Linked DNA regions of Homo sapiens: region 2 is linked to region 1. A link is a loop called in an ENCODE intact Hi-C map of the cell type or tissue named here. Cell type or tissue: breast epithelium. All regions are shown on one strand. Each heading gives the region's core, and the rest is flanking DNA. Links, peaks and the distances in the headings are about the cores only. Region 1 overlaps RCBTB1 (RCC1 and BTB domain containing protein 1). Region 2 overlaps CAB39L (calcium binding protein 39 like).

Region 1 (8,333 bases), core at 172-8,171:
TTTTTTTGAGACGGAGTTTTGCTCTTGTTGCCAGGCTAGAGTGCAGAAGCGCAATCTCGGCTCGCCACAACCTCCACCTCCCGGGTTCAAGCGATTCTCCTGCCTCAGCCTCCTGAGTAGCTGGGATTATAGGCATGCACCACCATGCCCAGCTAATTTTGTATTTTTAGTAGAGACGGGGTTTATCCATGTTGGTCAGGCTGGTCTCGAACTCCTGATCTCAGGTGATCTACCCGCTTGGCCTCCCAAAGTGCTGGGATTACAGGCATGAGCCACCACGCCCGGCCCAAGGATACTTCTGTTTATCTGATTTTATCAACTTAATTAGGTAATTTTTTTTTCTTTTTTAAAAATTGCTGCTGAACAAATAAGACTTTTGCTTTGCTGTTTTAGGTGTGAGCATTTTCGATCCATGTTCCAGTCGTATTGGAATGAAGACATGAAGGAAGTGATAGAAATCGATCAGTTTTCTTACCCAGTGTATCGTGCCTTTCTCCAGTACCTCTACACAGACACAGTCGACCTGCCGCCAGAAGATGCTATAGGTACTGTGGTAGCATTGGGATGGACGAGCCGCATGGTGGAGAATATATCCCCTCATATTCTTAGTCCTGAAATGTAAAAAGCTTCAGGTGTATTGGCTTTAATTTGGTGCTTAAAAAAGATTTGAAGTAAGTATCTTTAAAAGTAGTATTGTGTAGTTATTATGGTTAATAGTTTTGGACCTAGTTTATGACCATAGGCTTTTTTGTTCTAATGTTACTGAAGGACTTTTTTTTTTTTAATTTATTTTTAAGTTCTGGGGTACACGTGCAGGATGTGTAGGCTTGTTACATAGGTAAACGTGTGCCATGGTGGTTTGCTGTACCTGTCAACCCATCACCTAGGTATTAAGCTATGGGCTTATTTTAATTTTCTAGTAGTGAAGTATAAGTTGCTAATGCATTTAGCGTTTTAGAAACAAAATGAGGATTGAAATTGCATTTTTTGCTCTTTCTTTGCACTATTGAAGAAATTGTATAAAGTAAATATAGGAGAGGTGTGGAAGTGGAGGAGGCAGACAGTAAAAAAGAGAATTTATTTACTCAAATTCAGAATCTTATCCACTAAGAAACTTCTAATTTACCTGTACACCTCTGTTCACCAAAACAAAATCTCTGTGTATTGGAAATTATTATACATTTGATTAAACCTTTCACATATTTTACTTTTAGGTCTTCTGGATTTGGCGACATCTTACTGTGAAAACAGACTGAAAAAACTTTGTCAGCACATTATCAAGAGAGGAATTACTGTGGAGAATGCCTTTTCGCTATTCTCTGCTGCAGTCAGATATGATGCAGAGGTAACTTAAACAACAAACAGAAACCAGACCACCTTTAACTCCCTTTGTGCTCGTCTCCCCCGCTTCTTGCGTGAGGCATGGAAAACGATGAGTCACTCCACTTCTGTTTAGGGAATCAGTGAACCCATTGAAAACTGAAATCTGCCCTTGCTTCTTAATTCCCTGTTCATTGTTTCAAAAGTCGTTGTTCCTCTACTTTCATTTCTAAGTAAGACAGGAAACGAACCAAGGTCCTAGCAGCTGTGCTGCAGGTTGGAACATAAGGTGCCACAACTAATTGGACTAACAAACAGCATATTTTAGTTTCAAGTCTTTCTTAATGTCAGCATATGTGTTTATTTCGAGACTTACCTTGCTGTCTTTCCACCTCTGCCCTGTCATAAGCTGGGGATGTGTATGATTTGTATCTGTGTACGCTCTGCAATTCTATTAGTGTCTAATTACAGCTCACAGTTATTTACCTGTTAAGAACTTGCTGTGGACTCCTTTTGTTTTTGCACTGGGTTGAGTTCTTAATCTGAGATTCACAGATCTGTTGAGCCTGTGAATTAATGGGCTTTGGGGAGTCTGAAAGTTTGTGTGCATTTTTTTGAAGAACCAAAGCATCAGACTGTAAGCTCCTCGTGAGCAGGAACTGTCTCATTCGTCTGTATACCCTATAGTGCCTGGCACATATTAGGCACCTGATAAATGTTGAACTGGATGAAGATAGTACCTTAAAGGAAGCATTAAGGATGATCAGTGAGCTGAAGGCGGGTATGGTTGGTTTCACAGATTCAGAGAGAATAAAAGGTAGAGAGCAATAGCCTTGGAGTTTCAAAATATCTAGCTAAGTTGTGCATGTAGAATGTTACAATTAGCCTATCCTTGCAGATACTTTGTCATTTGACAAAGCAGAATATCTGGTATCAAGGAGTTTATCAAACACCTGCAAAGATCTGCAGCTGTGTCCTTTGAGGTATAAGAGGACACACTTCATCACACATAGGGATCAAAGTTGACCACGATGTTTTCAAAATGTATCTTATTTTTGTTTGAGGCTATATTCTGATTATAAATATTTGATAAGGTCAAATGTAGCTGACTTTGTCTGCAGCCCGACAACAGATGGAATGATGATCAAAGTAAATCATTTCTAATAGAAAATGGGGTATGATTTTTTTCCTGTCCTTCCTGTGACACCCTGAACCTCTTTATTAGAAAAGCTGTTTCTTTAGATTTTATTTCCACCCGGTGATATAATTTTAAATTGGGTTAGTGCCTTTTCTGTCCATTTGGTGACGGATGTTAGAATCCTCTCTGGGCCTCTCCACGCTCCTCCTCCTTGTTAACGAGTTCCATACTCAGGATCAGACCTTGCTGACTAACACCAGTGAGAACAACCTGGGCAGAGGCAGATGTCTCGGCTCAAGTTGCTGGAAACTTCTTCCTCACTTTTAGCTAAGATCTGTCCTAGGAAGTTTACAGAAAAAGCCTCTGCTGCTGCTTCCTGTGCCAGCAGGTCATTTCCTTTACTAGTTTTCATTTTTCTCATATTAAGTATAAACATGATAAAAACTTCCTTTAGAAAGACTCCAAATAAGTGTGATTCCCCAGAGTCTGTCACAGTGTGGGCATGGAGCTGGCGCTCAAAAATGCATGTTGAATTAAATAAATGAGTGAAAACATTTGAAATACCTCACCATGAAGGTGTGCTTAAAAAAAAAAAAATGGCCAGGCTTGGAGATCACGCCTGTAATCCCGGCACTTTGGGAGGCCAAGGTGGGCCACTTGAGATCAGGAGTTTGAGACCAGCCTGGCCAACATGGTGAAACCCTGTCTCTACTAAAAATACAAAAATTAGCTGGGTGTGGTGGTGCGTACCTGTAATCCCAGCTATTCGGGAGGCTGAGGCAGGAGAATTGCTTGAATCTGGGAGGGAGAAGTTGTACCACTGCACTCCAGCCTGGGCAACAGAGCAAGACTCTGTCTCAAAAAAAAAAAAAAAGTTAAAAAAAACTTAAAATCCTACAAATATTACAGATTCAACGTAGAAAAATTAGAGAATAGAAAGAAGACAAAAAGAAAGACTCACCTCTTTATTTCTAGGGCATATATATATATGTGTGTGTGTGTGTATATATATATATTCATAATTTGTATGTATTTTTTTTTCCTGGTGATACAGGGTCTTGTTCTGTTGCCCAGGCTGAAGCACAGTGGTGTGATCACAGCTCACTGTAGCCTCAACTTCCTGGGCTCAAGTAGTCCTCCTTCCTTCCCAGTCCAGGAACTGGGACTACGGATGTGTGCCACCACACCCAGCTAATTTCTTATTTTTTATTTGTTGTAGAGACAGGGTTTCATTATGTTGCCCAGGCTGGTCTTGAACTTCTGGGCTCAAGTGTCCCTCCCACCTCAGCCTTCCAAAGTGCTGGGATTATAGGCATGAGCCACTGCGCCAGGCCTCTTTCTAGGGTGTATTTCTTAGGTTACAATACAAGTTACGTAATTGACTAATGTGCTTTTACATTTTATTTCCTGAATGCTACAAGATACAGTGAGTACATGAATGAAGTTCTGGAGTACAAAATTAAAATCCATAGCTGGGCACAGTGGCTCATGCCTGTATTCTAGCTACTCAGGATGCTGAAGTGGGAGGATTGCTTGAGGCTAGGAGTTTGAGACCAGCCTGGACAACATAGTGAGACTGCCATCTCTTAAAAAGAAAGCCCTCTTACTGTGTTTATTAGTTGATTGGAGGCTACTGATGAGTCAGGTTAGAAATTGACTGCAAAAACTATTATTTTTAGAGCTCAACTTGGGGATGCTAGATGACTTTGCCTTCGTGCTGTGGGCCAAAATGCTAGGAAGATGGAGACTACCTGCTTCCAATGTTTCTTGTCTTTCTACGAAAGTACCTGAGGTTCCTCCATGCCCCGTTTTGACAAGATAGCTTTGAAGCAAATGTACACACATTAAAGCAACAAAAATGTATGGACTCAGTAGTTACAGGGAGTTTCAAAAGTAAGTTGATGATTGTGGATCCCTTGCTATGAACGTGTTATGAAACTGTCCACAAGTTTTATTAAGAAGGACTTCACAAAGGAGCACCCAGATACTCCTTTGGTACAGACCTGAATAAATATTGACATCAGGGAGAAAATGTGGATAAAACATTGTTTCAAGATAGATCAGTTGCACAATGCAAACTGATTCTTTTCAGGAAATTTTTTATTTTTATGTGTATTTGAACGTTAAGAGAAACAGCTGGGAAGTATTATTTGTTTAACCAGAGTAGAGAACTTTCCAGAAATCCTGTGTGCTAAGCAACTTATATCTTACGATCTTGCTTTTGGAGGGAAGCGATAAACGTGAGCCCAGGAATCTAATTCTGAAGTTGGTCTGGGGTATGAGTATTGGACAGCTTGGTGTTAAGGCTTGGTGGCCAGCGTTTTTTTCTTCTTTTGGTGGGCCAAATGAAAAGTCTTTGATCAGCAGTAGGCTGACAAATGTTTTTTGCGTAATGGGATAAATTATGTTTTCTCCATATGGTAGAATGTTTAAGTACATTTTGAGAACAAAACAAAACTTCTTTGATTTGGAATATTTTGTACTTGATGTGCTATAACATGAATTATAGACTGACAGTTTTGGGGTTTTGTCTTGCAGTTACTTTAACAACAGGTTGGACAGAGTTAGGTGTGGTTCGTGATCTTGTGTCATCTGGAATGTGTCTTGTGGGGAGCTGTGATGCCGAGGCACCTGCTCACCCTGGTTAGGTGGTCTTCAAATTATTAACATTCAACTAGTTTAGCTTTGGAGTTTTAGGACAGGGTAAGAACTCCCTTAGAGGCGGCATTAGCATTTTTTAAAATGAGGATATTAAGACCATCAATGCTCTGTGTTTTGTTTTGTTACTAAAGAAAATTTGTGGAAAGGAAAAACAGCTTATTTTCAGAGTATATATATTGAATTGGAATAGTTTCAATGTTGAAAGATTTGGAATGATTTATAAATTACTTCAGAAGAGCAGTTTTTATTTTTGTCTTCTTTGCTAATGACAATAAATCTGGTATTTTATCTCATTTGCCTTAGAACACTTTATAATTGTTCTGCCACATAACGTCATAAACAGAGTTTAGTTTCTAATACCAAGAAGACTGTATTAGACCCTTCTGTTTTTATACTCTCCACTTCCCTATTCCATGGGCTATAAGAGGACTTTCATTCTGTCGGGAACTTTGTTCATCTCCTGGTCACATGATCCTTCTGGTCCTCCTTGGAACTGTTTTATTTAAAGCCCAGTTAGAAGTAAGAAGTCAACTATAACCAGCCCTGTTATAGTTGACTTCTCACTTGGACAGGAGTTGCATTTTCTTGCCTGTTATTGAAGATTTGATCCTTTGCAGAATGAAAGGAACAGATTATGTAGATTCTTATAATACTAAAGAGAGGTCAAGTCGGAAGGGCGTTTGTCTAACTTGCTCATCAAAGGCAAACCAACCCTGGGCACTGGTTGCTAAGTGGTTCAGCTTGACTGTGCGACTCTCTGGTGAACTTGCAAATTCAAACGTCCCTCACCACATGCGTTCAGGGCTTCCTTTTACATAGATCTGCCTCAACCAAGGTTTAATTAGTTACTTACACAACCCAGATTTAGATTGTTTTCAGAATTCTCTAGTTTGGCTTTTAATGTTTGGAACTTTTGAATATTTATTGCATACCCAGATACCTCAGTAGTTCAAACTAATTGGAGGGGAAGGGAAGGCAGTTTGATAGAACCATTTTCATGAGTGTATAAAGTGAATTGTGATTAGTGGCACCATTTTTATACCTATATTGTGTATAAAAGTTCTTTTTTTTTTTTTTTGAGATGGAGTTTCACTCCTGTCTCCCAGGCTGGAGTGCAGTGGCATGATCTCGGCTCACTGCAACCTCCGCCTCCTGGGTTCAAGCGATTCTCCTGCCTCAGCTTCCTGAGTAGCTGGGATTACAGGTGCTTGCCACCACACCTGGCTAATTTTTGTATTTTTAGTAGAGACGGGGTTTCACCATGTTGGTCAAGCTGGTCTCAAACTCCTGACCTCGTGATCTGCCCGCATCAGCCTCCCAAAGTGCTGAGATTACAGGCGTGAGCCACCACGCCTGGCCTGTGGTTTATCTCTTAATGGTTATGTGACTGGATGGGTTTCTGGAGTTTACTCTAGGGCATCTTTTAGCCAGGGACAGGAGGACCCTTAGAACAAGGAAATCATTGTTTGCAGAGGTCTGTGCTGAGAGCAGAAAAGGGGTCTCTCCATGTTTGTGTGGGCCCCTTCCACTCTGTCTAACATTCCCACCTCGTGGTAGCTGGAAATGTGCGGTCAAAACCTGCAGTTGAAATGTTGAGCTTCTGGTTCGATAGAACCCGGAGTGCTGACCTTCAATGTACCAGCTAACCAAGTTGTAATAAAGTCAAGCTATTTGTGATAAGAGCTTTTAGTGTGATTTCCTTTTATATATTGAGTCTTTGTATGCATTCCAGGTGCCTAATCGATTTAATAAATATATATTCCAACATCCTAAGGGACAGACTATATTAAAGTTTGGCAGGGGATGAAAGGGTGGATTAGCATAGGCAGGGATTGATTTTGAAATGGTTCTGGTTTACCCCTTGTGGATGTTACTCCCCTGAATGTTGGTAGTTGGTGACTTCTGTTTGACTGAAAACTAACCTGTGTAAATATACTTCTGTGGGGGTGATGTTCTGAGATATTAGTGTGGTGGAAGTTGTAGTGTTATTATTCTTTATGGCTTTAAAAATAAAGTCATTATTAGGAGAGCATAAAAGTGAATTTAAGGTGAATTTTTTGGGATTTTCTTTCAGAGCCTCTGCTCTGTCACCCAGGCTAGAGTGCAGTGGTGCGATCTCGGCTCACCGCAACCTCTGCCTCCCAGGCTCAAACGATTCTCCTGTCTCAGTCTCCTGAGTAGCTGGGATTACAGGCATCCACCACCACGCCCGGCTAATTTTTGTAGTTTTACTAGAGACGGGGTTTCCCTATGTTGGCCAGGCTGGTCTCGAACTCCTGACCTCAAGTGATCCGCCCGCCTCGGCCTCCCAAAGTGCTGGGATTACAGGCGTGAGCCACCGTGCCCGGCTGGGATTTTCTTTTTAATGTGCCACTTTAGGTTGACCATATCTCTTCATTACCTTTCTGTTTCTTAAACTAACCCACATCTTAATTCTTTTCTCTGATGTCTTGAACGTGACAAAACACATTCTGCAGACTAAAGTGGCATTCTGCCTTTTACAACAATGTCTTTGAGCATAACTAGATTATGTGATAATCGTGCAGGAAATTCTTTCCCTTGTAGATCTTGCGTGTGTGTGTGTGTGCGCGCGCGTGTGTGTTTTGAAGAGTCGTACTTTGAGTTAGAGGACCATTGCTTTTACTGCGTTGAATAAATAGTATGTGTTTTTCTCACACCTACCTGTGGTCACCTTTTTGCCTAGTTTTAGGTATCTGGCCTCTCAAATATCTTTTCTGGGGGAGGGTGAGAGATTTGGGGTAAAGGGCTCAGAGAGAAGTAATTCAATCAAAGTTGCCTAAAAAAGCCATTTTTGTTTTTATTTTTGTTGTGTGTCCAGGATTTAGAAGAATTCTGCTTTAAGTTTTGCATCAATCATTTGACAGAAGTTACACAGACTGCAGCATTTTGGCAAATGGATGGCCCTCTGCTAAAGGAATTCATTGCTAAAGCCAGTAAATGTGGAGCCTTTAAGAACTGAAGCGCAAGGCTGCTGGGTTCTGTGTGAGTGCTCTGGGGCACTGTTGAGGATGTGTCCAGTTTGTGCTCTACGGGTGATGTGATTCTGCAGGTAAAAGACCATCAGGTTGTTTTTTTCCACATCTGGGACACAGTTGTTTGTGTAGGAACATAACAAGGGTGTACGGCTTTTCTTGAGCCCATTTTAAACAACCCTTGTTTCCAGATAAGTGTATTTTAAATGTGACCTTTCGTA
Region 2 (8,333 bases), core at 187-8,186, 230 kb after region 1:
TTGAATGGTGAGTGAATGCGAAGGCCTAGGACATTACCGTACACTACTGTAGACTTCATAAACACTGCTTAGACTACACTAAATTGATTTAAAAAATTTTTTTTCTTGTTTTAATAATAAGTTAACCTTAGGGCCAGGCATGGTGGCTCATGCCTGTAATCCCACAGCTTTGGGAGGCCAAGGTGGAAGGATTGTTTGAAACCAGGAATTCGAGACCAGCCTTGGCAGTCATAGTCAGGCCTGCCTCTACGAAAAACTTTTTAAATTAGCCAGGTGCAGTGGCATGCACTTGTAGTCCTAGCCACTGGGGAAGCTGAGGCGGGAGGATCGCTTGAGCCCAGGAGTTCCAGTCTGCAGTGAGCTCTGATAGTGCCACTGCACGTCAGCCTGGGTGACAGAGCGAGACCCTGTCTCAAAAATAAATAAATACATACATAAAAATAACCTTAGCTTACTGTAACTTTTTACTTTTATAAAAAGTTTATTTTTTAATTTTTTAAAACTTTTTTACTCTTTTGCAATAACACAGCTTAAAACAAACACATTATACAGCTGTACAAAAACATTTTCTTTCTTTATATCCTTATTCTATAAGCTTTTTCTGTGCTTAAAGTTTTTTATTTTTTACTTTTTAAACTTCTTTGTTAAAAACTAAGACATAAACACTCACATTAGCCTCGGCCTACACAGGGTCAGGATCATCAGTATCACTGCTTCCACCTCCACATCTTGTCCCCCTGGAAAGTCTGCAGGGGCCATAACACCCATGGAGGTGTCACCTCCTACGATAACAGTGCCTTCTTCTGGATACCTCCTGAGGGACCTGCCTGAGGCTGTTTTACAGTTAACTTTTTGTTTACTAAGTAGAAGGCATATACTCTAAAATAATGATTAGACGTATAGTATAGTAAATACGTAAACCAGTACCATCGTCGTTGATTATCAAGTATTATGCACTGTGCATAATTGTACGGGCTTGAATTTTATGCAGCTGGCCGGGCAGTAGGTTTGTTTACACCAGCATCACCACAGACACATGAGTAAATGCACTGACCTACGATATCACAAGGCAATGGGAATTTTTCAGCTCCATTATGGTGCTATGGGATTACAGTCGTATACATGGTCTGTTGTTGACTGAAATGTCGTTATGTGGTGTGTGACTGTATTGATCACCCTCACTGAGAATTAGAGTCAGGGGCTTCTACGCATTAATAATATCAGTCACGCATGAAACGCGAGTAGTGTGGGTGAGGTCCCTGGCCTGCACTGCTGTAGCGTGGGTGAGGTCCCTGGCTTGCACTCCTAAGTATTTGTTTCTTTTTGTTTCAGGTGTTTGTGGCCAGTCCTCACAAAACACAGCCTATTGTGGAGATCCTGTTAAAAAATCAGCCCAAACTCATTGAGTTTCTGAGCAGCTTCCAAAAAGAAAGGACGGATGATGAGCAGTTCGCTGACGAGAAGAACTACTTGATTAAACAGATCCGAGACTTGAAGAAAACGGCCCCTTGAAGAGCTCCCCGGCCCCTGTCACAGTCAGTCGTCTCATTTGTCCAGTTTGTACAGTGTGTCATTTCAGAAAGTCATCATTCTTGGGAAGACTTTGGAGGTGCCTATTTTTTCTGCTGTAATTGTTCTGGGTAGATGGAGTATAAACATTTGAATGGAAAAAAATTAACCTAGAATAATATATTCATTTTAGTCAAGTCTGTGATTATTTATGTGAAATGAGAACCATTGTATCAGATGTTGATAAAAGCAATTTTAACTTGCAGATGTGAGCCCCTGGGCACAATGAGCCGCTAAATGGGAGCTCAATTGACAGGCATCACCAAGTCTTCAAGGAGGACTGAGTTCTCAGGGGAGAACTGGGAATGGGGCCAGGGTGCAAAAATGCTTTGCCCATCTGTAGGTAGACACACAGATCGCTCAGGGCACTGAGAGATCCCAGAAGGTAACGTTAATGTTTTCAGTCATTGTGTGTCCTTTGTTGCTGCCAATGTCTTTGGACTGTAATCAGTGCATCCACACCTCCCAGGATCCAGTGCTCCCTCTCAGCTCAGTCTCCCCTCTCTCCCTGTCCTGCATTCCATCCCAGCTCCTCAGCATGGCCTCAGTGGGCGCACCCATGCCTCCCGCAGTCCAGGTGAGCAGGGGAGCAACTGAGCAGGAAGAGGATGGATCAACAAGGGTCACGGGGAATAGGGGACCCACGGGGTGTGACCTGCTTGCTAGAGAACTGTGAACATGTGGCTCTGGATAGAGTGACTGCTGCTCCATATTAGCTTCCAGAGGGTGAGTGAGGGACAGAATATTTCCTTCATAATGGTCATGGGTGAATGCTTTCTGCTGTAAGTGTCTTTTAGAGTAGGAATCAGCATAGTGGGATGCCCAGCAGGCACAAACCATGGGTCCAGGGAGTCTCAGCGGGGAACTTCTATCAGTATCAATAACCATTGGAAGGAGAAATGATTCATGTGTGAAAAAATTCTCAGATCCATCAATAAATTTTTTTCAGAGCCATTGTATCAGATGTTGATAAAAGCAATTTTTTTCTAATAAGCTGTCATTCTATAATTGCCCATCACAGTCTTTAGTGAACACATAGAAAGCCTATACAGTTTTGGTCCTGAATAGTCTCTTGTGACTAGGATGATTGAGGTGTTAATTCCTCTTCCTTATAAAAAGGCTTGGAATCAAAAATATTTTAAAAGGCCGTGGTTTCGTTTCAGACATCAACCATCTAAAACGGGATTTTAAAGCGATATTTTACAAGAATGAAAGGCACAATTGTTGATCTGTATTTTTTACACTTCAGTTTCTAAATCATGAATCGTTGCCTTCCACAGGAACCCTCCCTTATACATTACTTGAGTGTTGTGTAGTTTTTCTTCAGCCAGGTATTTCTCTGCCTAGAGAGGGGAAGAGAAATGTGTTCTCCAGGACTGATCCCCTTTGTAGATTTTGTACCTGAAGAGTTACCTGGCAGGGCACCACCCTTGGCTAGGCCCAGGTGTGTGTTTCTTTCTTGCCTGGCATGGACCCCGAGGCAGGTGATGTGGGGCCTGGCGCACCTCCCCGCTTTGGCAGCTGTGGCCTCCCTGGCCAGTGCCCTTGCAGGAGGCCGGCCGGCAGCCTGATGACCCGTACTCTTTAGTCACTGACGTCAGATTATTTTTATAACGTTCCCTGACAGTTCAGAGTCCCTTCGAATTGCACTTTTCTGGTTTCGCTTATTTAATTAAAAGAGATGAGTGTAAGTATAAAAAATGAAGGTGAAATAACCATTGGAATTGTATTTGGTTACTTAATACTGTTCCACAACATCTTGGGACGTCTGTTTTCCTTTGGAGAGTGAGGCCTTGTTATTATTCTTTTCTGATAAAGAAAACATTTTATTTCCTTTGGGCTTGCATTAGCTCTTTCCTAGCAACCCATTATCCCAGCTCAGTACCTTTCAAACAGAAAACTAGAGTCTGGGGTTTTGTTGTGATCTGAATTTGTAAGTTATTAATGTGAAAGGGGGAGCAGGAAGCTCCCCCTTTGCACAAAGGGGGATTTGTTTGCACAAAGTTCACTGTAAATACTGTGAGAATTGAATTCTGAAAAGGTCATATTTAGTGATTTCAAAAGCACACATTTAAATGAAGACTGACTAAATAAAAGGTACCACACACTTCTTGGTTGGTTTCATTCCATTGCATGTGTGTGGCTGTGTTTGTTCTTGCCACCGTTCCAGGCAGGGAAAGCCTTATGCTGCCCCAGGGCCCCAGCACACCTTCCTGTATGCCCCACCAACCAGTGACCCTGCACCCGTCCCATCGTCAAGGCTGTGAACTAGGGATGGTCCAGGGCATCAGAAACCATGTGGAACTCTCCCCCACTGCTGCCTGGGAGGTTCCCCAGCTGGAAGCGTCCTAGCGTTAGGCCAGTAGGGACTGAGATCATAATGTTCTTGGACGAGGCTCTTGGCCAGAGCCAGGCATCTGCCCAGAAGTTAGGATTGCTCCTGGAGAAAACACTCAGGAGCACCCTCCCCTTGGAAATGTCCCAGACCCTCAGCCTCATAGGCGGACCTCCTTTGATGGCTCTGGGGGAGCAATGTGGCTGTCCAAGGAGGGGCTGTGAGCTTTCCACAGCCCCCCTCACCAGCCAGACTGGTTTGTCTGCATTTCCCATGAGACACAGCTGCTGTGAGCCATAGCACAGTCTAGAAATTATATAAGACTGAAAGTGATTGTAACAATGTGAAGGAAAATGAAATTCAAAGATTCCTGGAATCGTTTTTAATGTCAAAAGATAGTTGTTTCAAAACAGATTTACAAATCTTGCTGGCCTGTTGTATTAGAGGACATTACGATTTTATGTCTTTTACTTGTTTTGCCATTTTATCCAAAAGAATATTATACATGTGGCATGAATGAACACCATCTCTTCATGAGTGTTCTTTCAGAAAGGTTTTGGATATTGTATTGGGGGCTCACAGTTAGATAAAGGTCTGAAACATATACTATTGGGATACCCTGAAAAGCTAGACTTAGTCTACATAAAAAGATTGAAAAGATTGAAGATGGATGTAAACAAGGTGTGATTTTGTTTTTGAAACATGGAAACTGCTGTTATGTAGCTGCCATAATAAGCAGAGAAAAGCTGAGTGTTCGGTCTGGTCTGCACTAAGCCTGCACAGACATCTCACTCGAGTCTCCACCTGATGGAGGGAAACTTGGACCACAGAGAGGGTGAGTAACTCCCTCCAGATCAGACAGCTGGCCACAGAGCCAGGATTTAGGGCCAGGGCTGACCCCAAGGTCCATGTCTTTGGAAACCAGGCTGTGAATTCAGGCCCCTCGGCCTATTCTTCAGCTCTCTGTCCCAGGACAGATAACTTCATCTCCTCCCAGCCCCCACGGAAAAAGGAATTCTGGATACCAGCGCTAAAGGATAACTCAGCGGAAAGATTTCAAAAGCTAGATTCATTCAAGGGGGTAGGTAACTTAACTTCACTTGGTTGTCTGATGTTTGGAAGATCTAATTAGACCTCTGTATAGCGTAGGGACATTCAGTCTTGAACCTCTCCAATATTTTGAGCAGTCCTTCAACTTGACATAGGCATTAATTTCAGATTGCAGCGGTGGCAGTGGCTTATGCCTCTAATCCCAGCACTTTGGGAGGTGGAGATGGGGGTGGGCTGGGGATGGGGGGCGGGTATGGCAGAGTTGGGGGATCAGGATTGCTTGAGCCCAGGAGTTTGAGACAAGCCTAGGCAACGTAGCGAGACTTCATCTGTAGAAAATAAAATTAAATAATTAAAGTGTTAAAAAATTTTTTCAGATTGCAATTCTGCACCTGTTTTGTTTTCTTGGCTTTCTTTTTCAGTTGGACATAACATTAGCTTAGATTTCCTGACAGGAGCGATTGCCACTCAGCCAGCCATTCCACCATTTCCCAGTGGCCCCAGCACCATGGGGCTACAGAGGCTGAAGTTCATGGTGGATGCACATCCAATACCTGCCAGGGTCCCCGCCTTCCCTCATCACTTCCTCCTCATGGAGGAGCATGTGCAGTTACAATACCCTAAAATAAAGTCGCCATCAAAACACACAAAAAGCCGCAACCCCTTTACCATCAACCAATGTAACATAGATGCAATTTAATCACTCCACTGAGAGCCATCTGTGTTACTTTAAAATACTGTGATCATAGGGTCCCTTTGGAGAATATGTTGCAATATACATTGATAATTTATCCTTTAGGGAAGGTTGGAAAAAATAAGATCACTTTTAGTTTTAGTTCTGATATTTAAAGCTGTAAAGCAAAAATATGTATTCAACTACTCATTTATTTGTTCATTTAACATCTGTTGAATTCATTCTCCTTGCTGGTTAGGGATGGATCCTGGGACAGGACCCCGAGTGACACACCGGGGTTACTGTAGGCCTCCTGTGGTGGTGGAGCTCGTGGGGCAGGGGAATCAGAGGCCTTTGTAAGTCTGTCCCCTGCAGCTGGCACTGGGGCCGAGTCAGCAGAGAAGGGAGGATAGACAGGAGGTGAGGAGCCCGGGGGGAAGGGCAGATCCCTCTGCCGACCCTGAGGACATGGCGGACCTACAGAAGGGCAGGCACCCTTCAGTGCAGAGCCCCCCACACTGGGCCCACAGTGGTGAAGCTGAAGGGGGAGGTGCAGGGAATGGGGAACCCTGACAACAAGGGGAGCCAGAGGTCTCTGACAACGCCAGCCAGCTGTGACCACACGGGGCCCGCCCCAGTTCACCTCCCCTCACAGCTGACACGATGTGCTCTTGGGACCAACTCTAATTCATCACCTGCCAGAGAGGGAATTGTGGAAACACGCTCATGCTTAGCAAAACAGACATTGCAGATGCCGCCAGATGTGTTCTGCCCTGGGGAGATGCTGACATACACCCTGCTACCATCCTTTCCCATCTCGGAGACGTCAGGTCCCTTTTTCCTTTGAAATGTCATCTACTCATGAGAGGTTTGTGTGGATTAACTAGAACCACCTGGACTTTGGGATAGGCCACACCTGGACTGAAATCCTGGCTCCACGGCTAGCTGTTCCCTCTTGAGAATCACCGAGCTTCCAGGAAACAGGCCAAAAGAGGACCTGCCTCACAGGATTGTTGTGGGAACCAACGAGGTAAAGTAGGTGACATGCCGGGCTCAGATTCGGCGCCCACATTAGCCCCGTCACCAGAGCGAGAGATTCCCGCTGCAGGGAGGGCCGTGGGCACGAAGCATGGCTGGAAAATGACGAGGCGTGTGCGCTTTGTCCGGGGCATGTGGGGATGTGAGAGGGCCGGGAGGGAGCCTTAAATGCCCAGCTAAGGGTCTGACGCCATCATTAAGGCGGCTGGCCTTTATTCAGGAAGTGACCTGAACACCTGTGTGTCTGGTGGGGGAGAGCTCTGGAGCCGGGCCTGGAGGGGGAACAATGAGGGAGGGTGGGATGATGAGCGCCAGCTGGTAACAGCGAGTGCGAACTCGGTGCTGCTGGCAGTCCCCCTCCAGATGCTTTAGAGTATTAACATCAGTCTTCAGAAACCTTATGAGGTGCGTACTGTGATTATCCTGTCAACCTAAATAACCAGAGAGTGGCTCTCAAAGAAAGTGATGTTTACTCAGGAATAGGGCACTGCCAGGGAGTATGCCTGCCAGAGTAAAAAGCACGTGTGCCTTCAGGGAGATGAAGGAAGGCAAAGGTGAAGGAAAGTGAGGACTGTATTGTTGCTTTGAAGTAATGATCCTTGGCTGCAAGGGTTAATTGCAAGAGGGACACCAGTCCAAGGCTGGACAGGTAGTTACTGGGCAGCTGTCCTCCTAGAAGCATTTTTTGTGCAAGGTTGCAGTTTTCATAGTCTGCCGTGGTAGTTTTTGTTATTAGGCATTTATGCATGCGAATATTTCTCTTCATGGCCTTCCCTTGGCTCTATTTGTCAGGATTTGTTTTTAACAAAAGTGGCTCCATTCTGATTATGACATCTTTCACAATCCCAATATTACAGGCATGGAAACAGGGACTGAGAGGGTTGCTCACCCAATTATACAGTGAGCAGATGGTGGTGCAGGATTCAAACCCAGAGCCCAGAGGCAGCAGCCATAGAACTTGGGAGATACTTAGGATTTACTATTGACCAGGCATAGCTGAACCATTTCTGGAGGACATGGGCCTGTGGCGTGGGTGACCTGAGTAGAAGGGGATGTGCTCAGCCAAGACAGGGAGCCCGGGATGGGGGGCAGAGGCACACGAGTGTCCTGTGCCTGGAGACGTGGCGTGGGGATGTCCAGGCAGCCGTTGGACAAATGAGTCTGGGGCTCAAGAAAGACGTGGGCCAGAGGCACCGATTTGGCGGTCACTGAGATTTAGGGAGCAGCTGAGGTCTGGGTGAAGAGGAAGCGATCCATTCCTTGCTGCGATTCAAACCTCCGGACCCACCCAACTTTTCACCTGCCTCCATTTGTATTTTAACCTTATCTGTAACCTACATCCCACCTCAACCCGAGGTGTGGGGGTGGCTGGGCAGCAGGGGGACCCCACGGTTCCCATGTCCTTTCTCCATGGCAGTGTCCATGCTCAGTCTAGGTCTCCACCTGGCCTGGGGGCACGCAATATCATCCCAAAGTTTGTATTTGATCCAGTTAGTTCTGAGGGCCAATTAGTCATCCAGAGGCTTGTAACCCTGTTATCCCAGAGACCAGGCTGACAGTGTTTTTATAAAGTGCCATCAGGACAAAGGGTGGTTGAACTCCAGGCCAGGGCCTAGCTGTGTCACCCCAGCCCCGCCCTGGGGAAGTCTTGACCAGGACCCCAGCATC

What was found. Hi-C counts contacts between places; a loop is a spot of excess contacts. Peaks named below come from ENCODE experiments on the same cell type or tissue, not always from the same donor. Only the 100,000 strongest peaks of a DNase experiment are listed, where the experiment ranks them.
Region 2: a loop joins it to region 1, with 9 times the contacts of the local background. A loop is called at or near these places in 2 of 110 quality-filtered maps.

What each region holds. Positions count from the first base shown.
Region 1 is chr13:49,533,888-49,542,220 of GRCh38, reverse strand. It overlaps RCBTB1 (RCC1 and BTB domain containing protein 1), which reads left to right. Exons shown (of 13, transcript NM_018191.4): 11 at 394-545; 12 at 1,215-1,345; 13 at 7,959-8,333. The coding sequence ends at 8,099. Among named protein-coding and RNA genes, the nearest start is that of PHF11, 42 kb to the right of the region's middle. In breast epithelium, for the core only: no CTCF peak of the experiment used is centred there; no DNase peak of the experiment used is centred there; H3K4me3 peaks cover 386 bases.
Region 2 is chr13:49,303,993-49,312,325 of GRCh38, reverse strand. It overlaps CAB39L (calcium binding protein 39 like), which reads left to right. Exons shown (of 11, transcript NM_001079670.3): 11 at 1,333-3,676. The coding sequence ends at 1,512. Among named protein-coding and RNA genes, the nearest start is that of CDADC1, 60 kb to the right of the region's middle. RefSeq lists an enhancer at 5,630-6,129. In breast epithelium, for the core only: a CTCF peak has its summit at 3,876; DNase peaks (open chromatin) are centred at 3,055 and 4,025; H3K4me3 peaks cover 864 bases; H3K27ac peaks cover 6,546 bases.